Linked DNA regions of Homo sapiens: region 2 is linked to region 1. A link is a contact called in ENCODE Hi-C or POLR2A ChIA-PET data. All regions are on one chromosome and are shown on one strand. The core of a region is the stretch at or near the end of the contact, and the rest is flanking DNA. Distances in the headings are between cores, read along the strand shown. Region 1 overlaps CREB3L2 (cAMP responsive element binding protein 3 like 2). Region 2 has its middle 22 kb from the start of CREB3L2.

What was found. A loop is a pair of places that touch in the nucleus more often than their neighbours do. ChIA-PET counts read pairs that join two places held with the same protein, here RNA polymerase II (POLR2A). Pooled maps may share reads with other maps.
Region 2: a pooled map shows a loop between it and region 1 (2.7-fold over the local background). The contact joins two enhancer-like sites. A Hi-C loop is called at or near these places in 8 of 168 maps with a recorded cell type or tissue (GM18951, HL-60/S4, Jurkat and 4 more) and 1 of 50 pooled maps. POLR2A ChIA-PET finds 5 or more read pairs at or near these places in 2 of 52 experiments (A549 and endothelial cell of umbilical vein).

The regions. Positions count from the first base shown.
Region 1 is chr7:137,901,713-137,906,345 of GRCh38, forward strand. CREB3L2 (cAMP responsive element binding protein 3 like 2) reads right to left here. Exons shown (of 12, transcript NM_194071.4): 6 at 3,990-4,136; 7 at 2,247-2,305. Among named protein-coding and RNA genes, the nearest start is that of CREB3L2-AS1, 49 kb to the right of the region's middle. RefSeq lists an enhancer at 2,324-2,824. Within about 2 kb of position 2,084, at least 8 of the 41 ENCODE cell types and tissues checked have a DNase peak (open chromatin) inside an H3K27ac peak, as active enhancers do.
Region 2 is chr7:138,022,122-138,027,020 of GRCh38, forward strand. It overlaps the pseudogene LOC100128052. Among named protein-coding and RNA genes, the nearest start is that of CREB3L2, 22 kb to the left of the region's middle. Within about 2 kb of position 2,055, at least 3 of the 41 ENCODE cell types and tissues checked have a DNase peak (open chromatin) inside an H3K27ac peak, as active enhancers do.

The DNA.
Region 1 (4,633 bases), core at 834-3,333:
TACTAAAAATACAAAAATTAGCTGGGCGTGGTGGCACGTGCCTGTAATCCCAGCTACTCGGGAGGCTGAGGCAGGAGAATCGCTTGAACCCAGGAGTCAGATGTTGCAGTGAGCCAAGATCGCCACTGCACCCCAGCCTTGTGACAGAGCAAGATCTGTCTCAAAAAAAAAAAAAAAAAAGAAAAATAGAAGGAGCTGGGGCCGGGCGTAGTGGCTCATGTCTATAATCCCAGTAATTTGGGAGGCTGAGGCAGGCAGATCACTTGAGGTCAGGAGCTCAAGAATAGCCTGGCCAACATGGTGAAACCCCATCTCTACTAAAAATGCAAAAATTAGCTGAGCATGGTGGTGTGTGCCTGTAATCCGAGCTACTTGGGAGGCTGAGACAGAAGAGTCACTTGAACCTGGGAGGCAGAGGTTGCAGTGAGCCAAGATCATGCCACAGCACTCCAGCCTGGGCCACAGAGCGAGACTCTGTCTCCAAAAAAAAAAAAAAAAAAGAGGGAGCTGAGTGATGAGTGCCTGAATAATGAAAGATGAATAGTGACAGTACAAAATATGACCCTCTTTTAGGGTGTTACAACCTCTTTCCTCTCACCTCCTCCCTAGTGTTCTCAATGCCCATCATACTTCTCCCTCTATACTACAGTAATCTGGATACTCCCAGCTACACTCTTACCAGGACTGATAAGAAGTGAAGAGACTTAAGCAAAGGGCAGGACGAGAGCCCAGGACTAGGAATCCTGGTGCTGGGGCACGCATGCCCAAAAGAGACAGTAAAGAGACTTTCATAGGAACATCTTGACCCTGGATGCCCATAGAAAATGGTGGGACAGCATGGGACTACAGTCTTCCCACGGTATTCAGGGGGGATTAGTTCCAGAACTCCCCACAGATACCAAAATCTCCAGATGCTCGAGTCCCTGATTAAAAAATGGTGTAGTATTTGTATATAACCTTTACATATCCTCCAGTATATGTTAATCATCTCTAGGTTATTTATAATACCAAACACAATGTAAATACTATGTAAATATGTGTTATCTTGTATTTATAGTTGTATTATTTTTTATTGTTGTAGTTTTTTTTTATTGAGTTGTTTGGTTTTGGCTTTGGTTTTTTGAGACAGAGTCTCACTCTATCATCAAGGCTATAGTGCAGTGGCACAATCACAGCTCACTGCAGCCTCAACTTCCTGGGCTCAAGTGATTCTCCCCTCTCAGCCTCCTGAGTAGCTGGGACCACAGATGTGCACCACCATGCCTGGCTAATTTTTTTTTATTTTTTAGGGGGTCTGGCTATGTTGCCCAGGCTGGTCTTGAACTCCTGAGCTCAAGCAATCCTCTCACCTTGGCCTCCCAAAGCACGGGGATTATAAGAGTGAGCCATCACACCCAGCCTATTGAAGTTTTTTTCTGAATATTTTAGACCCATGGTTGGTTGAATCTGAGGACGCTGAACCCCCAGATATGGAGAGCCAACTATACTTAATGCTGCATTACCAGTACTTAAGTCAGGTGATAGAAGCACTAAACTTTCAATAGTAGCTTTGAGAAACAGCCAGGAACCACCAGCCACTCCTTTCCCCAGATCCACATGAAGTTCATTTCTGGGTCTGGGGCCTCATGCCCATCTTAAAAATATCTTGGTTTGTTAGCTAAAGAACTAACTTCCAGGGCTAAGACAAAACTGTATTTAATTCATCTTTTTCTAACAGCCCGCCTGATATTACAGACTTTTCAAAAGAACAAAGATTGCCTTCAAGTGTTTTTGCAAAAAAAAAAAAACATGAATTGTAGTGGCTGGAAAATAAAGGCTGCCAACCTGACATCTTTCTTTCCCTATGTGCCCTCTCTAGAGCATGAAGGAGTGTGGCCAATGGGGGCTGATTAAGTAGCACTGCTCCTTTCAGCTAAAACAGGGCTTCTCCTGCTAGAAGTTCCAGGAATGTGCAGGAATGTTAATATTTGTATGTGTTTGAAAAGAAGTCTGTGAGGACTCCGGGGTCCTTGGCTGGCAGTGGTATGATTCAAACACCTACTAAGGTACTTTCACTTCTTTCTTGCTTTATTATAGACGTCTCCTCCAAATAACCACTAGGTGGCAGGCAAACCACAGCTGATAAACCACCGGGTTTCCAAGGTGGCCAGAAAGAGGAATTGAACTGCTTCTCCCCGATTCTCCGCACACCCATATTTCCCTGTGCATACTGCCCGATGAACGCAACAGTTTGCCAGCAGGCTTACTTTTTCTCCAGGCTGTCCATGTATTCTTTCTTCTTTCTCCTACTTTCCTGAGCAGAAATCTGAGAGAGAGGAGTGGGAGGAGAATGATTAATTTCCAGCTCTGTAAGTAAACCAGTTAAGATGGGAGGTGGTTAGCGTAGAAGTCACCAAAGCCCTGCTTACTTCTGCAAGCTGCTTGCCATTTGTTTAAGCTGCTGGTTCATTGACTAGTCTGTCCTCCCGGGTTTCTAGCTGCCAAACTCACACCTACTTTCCTACAAACCAGGCCACCAGTAAAATGGACACTGAGTGGCCAGGAGCAGTGGCTTACACCTGTAATCCCAACACTTTGGGAGGCTGAGGTGGGCGGATCACTTGAGGTCAGGAGTTCGAGACCAGCCTGGCCAACATGGTGAAACCCTGTCTCCATTAAAAATACAAAAAAATGGCAGGCGCAGTGGCTCTAGCCTGTAATCCCAGCACTTTGGGAGGCCAAGGCGGGTAGATCACCTGAGGTCAGGAGTTCAAGACCAGCCTGGGCAACATGGTAAAACCCCGTCTACTAAAAATACAAAAATTAGCTGGGCGCGGTGGTGCATGCTTGTAATCCCAGCTAATTGGGAGGCTGAGGCAAGAGAATCGCTTGAGTCCGGGAGGCAGAGGTTGCAGTGAGCTGACATTGTGCCACTGCACTCCAGCCTAGGTGACAGAGAGAGACTCCATCTCAAAACAAAAAACAAAAAACAAAAAAATTAGCCGGGCATGGTGGCACACGTCTGTGGTTCCAGATGCTTGGGAGGCTGAGGTAGGAGAATCACTTGAACCTGGGAGGCAGAGGTTGCAGTGAGCCGAGATCATGCCACTACACTCCAGCCTGGGTGACAGAGTGAGACTCTGTATGAAAAAAAAAAAAAAGAAAGAAAGAAAAGAAAAGAAAACAATGGACACTGAGTGAAGAGCCAGGCCAGAACATGTGGCTCACAAACCATCAGTGTGGTCTCAGATAAATGAGTTTAACTCCTGGACCTCTGCTGGCTGAAGTACATATATAAAATAAGACAGCTGGCTTGGTCATACATCAACTTGCTGCTGGTTCCGCACATGGATAGAGTGACACTAAGCTCTTGTCTTCCTTCCCTCTTTGCCCCCTCCCTCCTGGTAGGCCTGTGCCTCAGCCATCCCCCTGGTTTTCATCAGGCCTGCTCAGCACTGAGGGGCCCAGGGGTAGGAGACTACTGAGTCCAAATATAGACCAGCAAACTGCAGAAGTTTTGTGATCACAAAACCCTACCAAGAAAAAAAAAAATTAACCAAGCACTTGCAATGTATTTGTATCTTATATATATATAATATATATATATGCTGTATTTTATATAGATACATAGAGTACATATATATGTCTACTAGAGGAAACTATTGTATATATCATACACCCAAAATTTAAAAGGCTGAGTTAAAAAAAAAAAAAAAAAACTAGATGGAAATTCTAATAGCTTCCTCCCACCCGTAAATGTATCATCGTGGGCACCAAAGAGGTAGATACTGATCTGGGAGTCTGCTGGCCTCAAGAGGGATGGGATGGGCTGGAGGAAGAGAGGGGCACGTGGTGAGGGTGCTCCTCCCAGGGCTTAGGGAAGGGAAGGGCTGGGCCTTGGTCTCCACCATGGGATGGGGTAGTGCTGGCCGTTGGGAAGGCAGGGAAAGGGATGCTGACTCGATTCTGCTCGTCTCTGCTCTAGAAGTGCCTAGATTTGAAGAGCTCACCTTATTCTTGATCTTCCTCCGAATTTTCTTCAGGGCCTTCTCCTCTGATTTTGACAGGGGCAATTTGGTGGGGATGGGATAGCCCTCAGCGATCAGGGTCCTCTTCTCCTCCTCTGTCAGGACCAGAGGGCCTGATCCCTGCAGTTTCTGTGCAGACCAAGGAGCAGAAAAGGGTCAAAGAAAAAGAACTGGGACCACTGAAGAATCACCTCCCAATGGGATGATGAGAATCTGTTACAATGTCTTACAGAAGGCTCTGAGACAAGGATGCCCCATCTGCTTTGGGTGACAGATGGGTATTTTGAAGGGCATGGGAAGATGGGGAAGACACCCCCATGTGAGTGTTATAACCTAGGGATTATAATTCAAGGGAAAGAATAAAGAAGCCTCCACCCATTATTTCCCGGGAAGCACCCTACTCGCTAAAACATGAAAAGAAAAAGCAGAGAAGTCATTTCCCACATCCCTAGAGATTTCCTGGCCTTGGAGTGATGAAGGATTCATTTGCAGCCCTGCTTTGTGCAAGAATTTTGTTGTTCTCCTTCTGAAAATGCAGTTTTATAAGGTGCTCTCTACACAACAGGAGTCAATTCTCTCCTCCACTTTTAGCTAAGAGTGCAGAGCACCCAGGGACACATCTGCAG
Region 2 (4,899 bases), core at 805-3,304, 120 kb after region 1:
TGGTGGTTGTGGCCAGGGAGACATGATGATGAGGTGGGGGCGCTGCTGCTGCGAGGAGCAGGCAATGATGTGGTGGGGGTGGGGGTGGGGCCGGGGCGGGGTGTTGGGGGGTGGCACAGGAATAAAAAGAAAAAGAATCACCAAAAACAGGGAAAAGTGGAAAAAGTTTAAAAGGACAAGACACAGTAAGATCAGAGCAAACTTCCTTCAGGAAAAATAGCCTTGTTGCTGTCCCATCTACAGTATCTGCTAAAATTAATGTACCAATCTCTCAGCCCATAGCCAAGAAAGACAAACAGCAAAATTCGTCAAGGTTTAGCACAAGCAATAATAAAGAACTTCAAACACTACCATCTTTAAATGATGTTCCTCCTGCTGATCAAGAGACACTTTTTATTTGGAAGTTACATCAGTGTTGTGTCCTCTTCCACTTTGTTTCTGATCCATGAAATGACTTAAAGTGGAAGGAAGAACAATGAGCTACTTTAAGTGAAATGGAAGAATTTATCACCCATCATTGGAATAGGATCACAGAGCCTGTTTACCCAGAAGTAGTCCATATGTTTGAAGTTGACATGTTTCAAACATTACCACCTTCTATCGTCCAGGAGCTGAATCTGGCCCAGAGAAAAACAAACCAATGTTAGAAGCAACTTGGCCCCATTTACAGCTCGTTTATGAATTTTTCTTCAGATTTTTAGAGGCCGGGCACGGTGGCTCACACCTGTAATCCCAGCACTTTGGGAGGCCAACGCGGGTGGATCACAAGGTCAGGAGATTGAGACCATCCTGGCTAACACGGTGAAACCCCGTCTCTACTAAAAATACAAAAAATTAGCCGGGCGTGGTGGCGGGCACCTGTAGTCCCAGCTACTCAGGAGGCTGAGGCAGGAGAACGGCGTGAACCCGGGTGGCGGAGCTTGCAGTGAGCCGAGATCACACCACTGCACTCCAGCCTGGGTGACAGAGCGAGACTCCATCTCAAAAAAAAAAAAAAAAAGATTTTTAGAGTTTCCAGATTTCCAACCTAATACAGCAAAGAAATATATTGATCAGAAGTTTGTATTGCAGCTTTTAGAGTGCTTTGACAGTGAAGATCCTCAGGGAAGTTTTTTGTTGTTGTTTAGTTTTTTGTTTGTTTGTTTTGAGACCGAGTTTTGCTCTCTCACCCAGGCTGGAGTGCAGTGGCACAATTATAGTTCACTGACTGCAACCTCCGCTTCCCAGGTTCAAGCAATTCTCCCACCTCAGCCTCCTGAGTAACTGGGACTACAGGCACGTGCCACCACACCTGGCTAATTTTAGTATTTTTTTTACAGAGACAGGGTTTCACCATGTTGCTCAGGCTGGTCTTGAACACTTGGCCTCAAGTGATCTACCCACCTCACTCTCCCAAAGTGCTGAGATTACAGGTGTAAGCCACGTGCCTGGCCTGGGAGAGAGCTTTTTCTAAAATCAGCCTTTGCAGAATCTATGGGAAATTCTTGGGCTTGAGAGCTTATATCAGAAAACAGATACATAATATATTTTATAGGTTTATTTATGAAACAGAGCATCATGATGACATAGCAGAGTTACTAGATATATTGGGAAATATGATTAATGGATTTGTTTTACCACTAAAAGAAGAGCACAGATTTTCTTAGTCAAGGTGCTATACCTTTGCACAAAGTGAAATCTCTGAGAGTCTACCATCCCCAGCTGGCATATTGTGTAGTACAGTTTTTAGAAAAGGATAGCACCCTCACTGCATCAATGGTGATGGCACTTCTCAAATATGGGCCAAAGACTTACAGTCCAAAAGAAGTAATTTTCTTAAACAAATTAGAAGAAATTTTAGATATAATTGAACCATTGGAATTTGGAAGATCATGGAACCTCTCTTCTGGCAGCTAGCCAAATGTGTCTCCAGCTCACACTTCCAGGTGGCAGAGCAAGCGCTCTATTACCGGAATAATGAATACATTATGAGCTTAATCAGTAACAGCGCAGCAAAGATTCTGCTGATCATGTTTCCATGCTTGTACTGCAATTCAAAGACCCATTGGAACAAGACAATACATGGCTTGATATCCAACACACTGAAGCTCTTCATGCAGATGAACCAAAAGCTATTTAATGACTGTACCTAACTGTTCAAAGCAGAGAAACTGAAAGAGAAGCTAAAAATGAAAGAACAGGAAGAAGCATTGGTTAAAATAGAAAATCTAACCAAAGCCAATCACCAGGTACTAAAAAAGAGAGTAACATGAAAATGTCCAGGGTGTTACTTGAATGTTTTCATAAGATAGGAATATATCTTCATCCTGAGAAGGAGGGATATCATTGGCTAAATAAATGACATATAGTGACCTGGGATTCTATTTTGTAATAGTAAGTGTTTAAACCTTTGATATTTGACAAACTTTCCAAAGTCAACTTCTAAATTAAGCTTTTTCTTTGATCTGGCTAACTCTTTTAGATATTAGGTACCCTAAAGTCCAAAAGAGACATATTTGGCTTATTTGGCATACTAAAACCATACAAAAAATATTGCCAAATATAAAATGGTGTTTAAACTTTCTTTGGGTCATATTCATATAAATATATTATTAGCATGTGTTCCAAAATTGTATAGGATTCCCATAATTCTGATATGTCCTATAATTCTGATATGTCTATATATTATCAGTAACAATTATAATTGTTATGTTAAATTGTTTTGTGCCATAAGGTGATCAGACTTTAACCACAGCTGTTCTGAGACTTTAGCCCCTCACTCGGCCTGGGCAGCCCCTCCCCTGACCCTGCCACGAGCAACCCCCTTGCTCCAGTACTCTTCAGGCCCCGGTGGCCTGGTGTTCATTTTGCAGGCCTGAGTGGCGGTGAGCAGAGTTATTTGTTAGGCTAGGGGAGAGAGGTGGCAATCCCCAAAGGAAAGGGAGCCTCAAACCCCTCTGTATGCAGTTGCCAATTGTTATTTCACTCTGATTCTTTTCATAGGCAGTTTTATAATCAGCTATAGGACTCTGAGAGTTGCCCTGGAATTTAAGTTTCTGATAACTTTGAAAATTGTGACATTAGAATAGAGGGAAAAACTTCCAAGACTGCCATAGAGAGTTAATGTGTTCATAAATGTCAAGCAGGACAGGAGTTAATTACATAGACTGAACTAATGGAAGACCAAAATAGTCTTTTTACAACTTTTTGTTTGAAACATTGCTAATTCTTTTGTTTCACAGAGTTCAGAAAACCTTTTGTCTTTTGTACTGTTTGCAGCTTTTAGCAACTGGGTAAATTACATTCTTGAGAGTAAAATTTAGAGCGTATTTCTTTCTGTCTACCTGGTTTCCTCAGAATTTGAAAACTATTTGTAAGTGTACTTAATTTATGGCAGTATAGTTGTTTGCACAAGTTCAATAAGAATCTTTTTTCTTTTGTAACAAGACACCATTGGAGACCCTGGTGATTTTACCAAGGCTTTGACTAGAGTGGCATACTTTCAGGTATAAACAGACTGCTTTAAGTAATCACAGTTGACTTATAGAGCCAATAAAAGCCCCTTGGGAAAACTGGCCTCATACCTTGTCTACACAGTCCTTGTATAGAGTTCCTCACCTGTGGTAAGTAAAGAATGTCACCTGACAGGTCCAGGAGCCCCAAATTACCTTGGGGCCTTAAGGAGAGGAATTCCCCCAACTCATATAAGTATTTGCAGGTACAGATAAATCCATGACTGGGCTCAAGTCTTTAAAAATCTAATCTGAGATTCCTTATGGAATAAAGGAATCAAACACTACCAGCAAAGTCAATTTTAGAAAGAGTCTATGTGGCAAGTAATAATTCTTGCTATACTTTATGCAAATATTCAGGCCACAGATGATAAGACTGAAATTTATTATGCAAATAAATTGGTTCTACAATGACTTGTCTTTAGTAAAAATAACTAGAGAGAAAAAAATATGTTTTAGAAAAAAAACATAGCACACCTGTTGTTAGAGTCTAGTTGTGTTCACTGTTTGTTTGTGAGTTTTTATTTTCTGCAATTTGGACTGAATCCTGAATTCCATCCAGGCTTCAAGTCCCAAATTATTGCTTGAAAATTTTTCTGACTTGGAATCAATGAAATTACTACTACATTATTCCTTGTAATATAGATGAGAAAGACATGTCAGACTACCACAGCCTTCCTCTTCTGTAACTAAAGATGCTTTGAGTCTAACATCTGAATAAATTGTGCTCAGTGTTAACCTTTGTTTTTCTTCTGTCTCCATAGAAATGACTCTTATTAATAATCTGTTTGCCTTTATCACATGTAGAGGCCTAGCCCACCTGCAATGCCACCTCCTGGATGGGACACAGATATTTAACTAAACTGATCCATTCTCAAGAACTAGACAGTGCTTATGACAATGTTCATGAGTATTCATAGCTCTTCCTGTAACCTGTTAAATACATATTTAGCCAACCTGTCATTATATCCAGTTATGATGGGCAGTGGACAACCTGTATGATAATTAAGACTAACTGCTGTGTATACATCCCAGTAAATTTGGGAAATGTCTCAGATAGCCCTGCAAGATACATACCAACAAATCAAAGCTTTGTCTGACTCCACATTGTCACTAGACCAGTGATTACTGTCCTGACTCAGGTCAGTACCATCCTGGTAGCAAAAGCTGGCTGTAACATTCGCCCTGATTTCAAGGATAGGCATATCCCTCTGTTGTGGAGTTTACTGCTGCTGCACCCTCCATATGGGAATGCGAGACGGGCTTTCCCCAGAGACTTTCCGGAACTTGCACCATAATGGTCCAACGAATATCATCTGTAAAGTCCAGGTATTCATGAATATTTCCAAATCCAAACAGATCAATTCCATACCAATACCCAATAACTACACTGTCTTTCAGCAGGAAG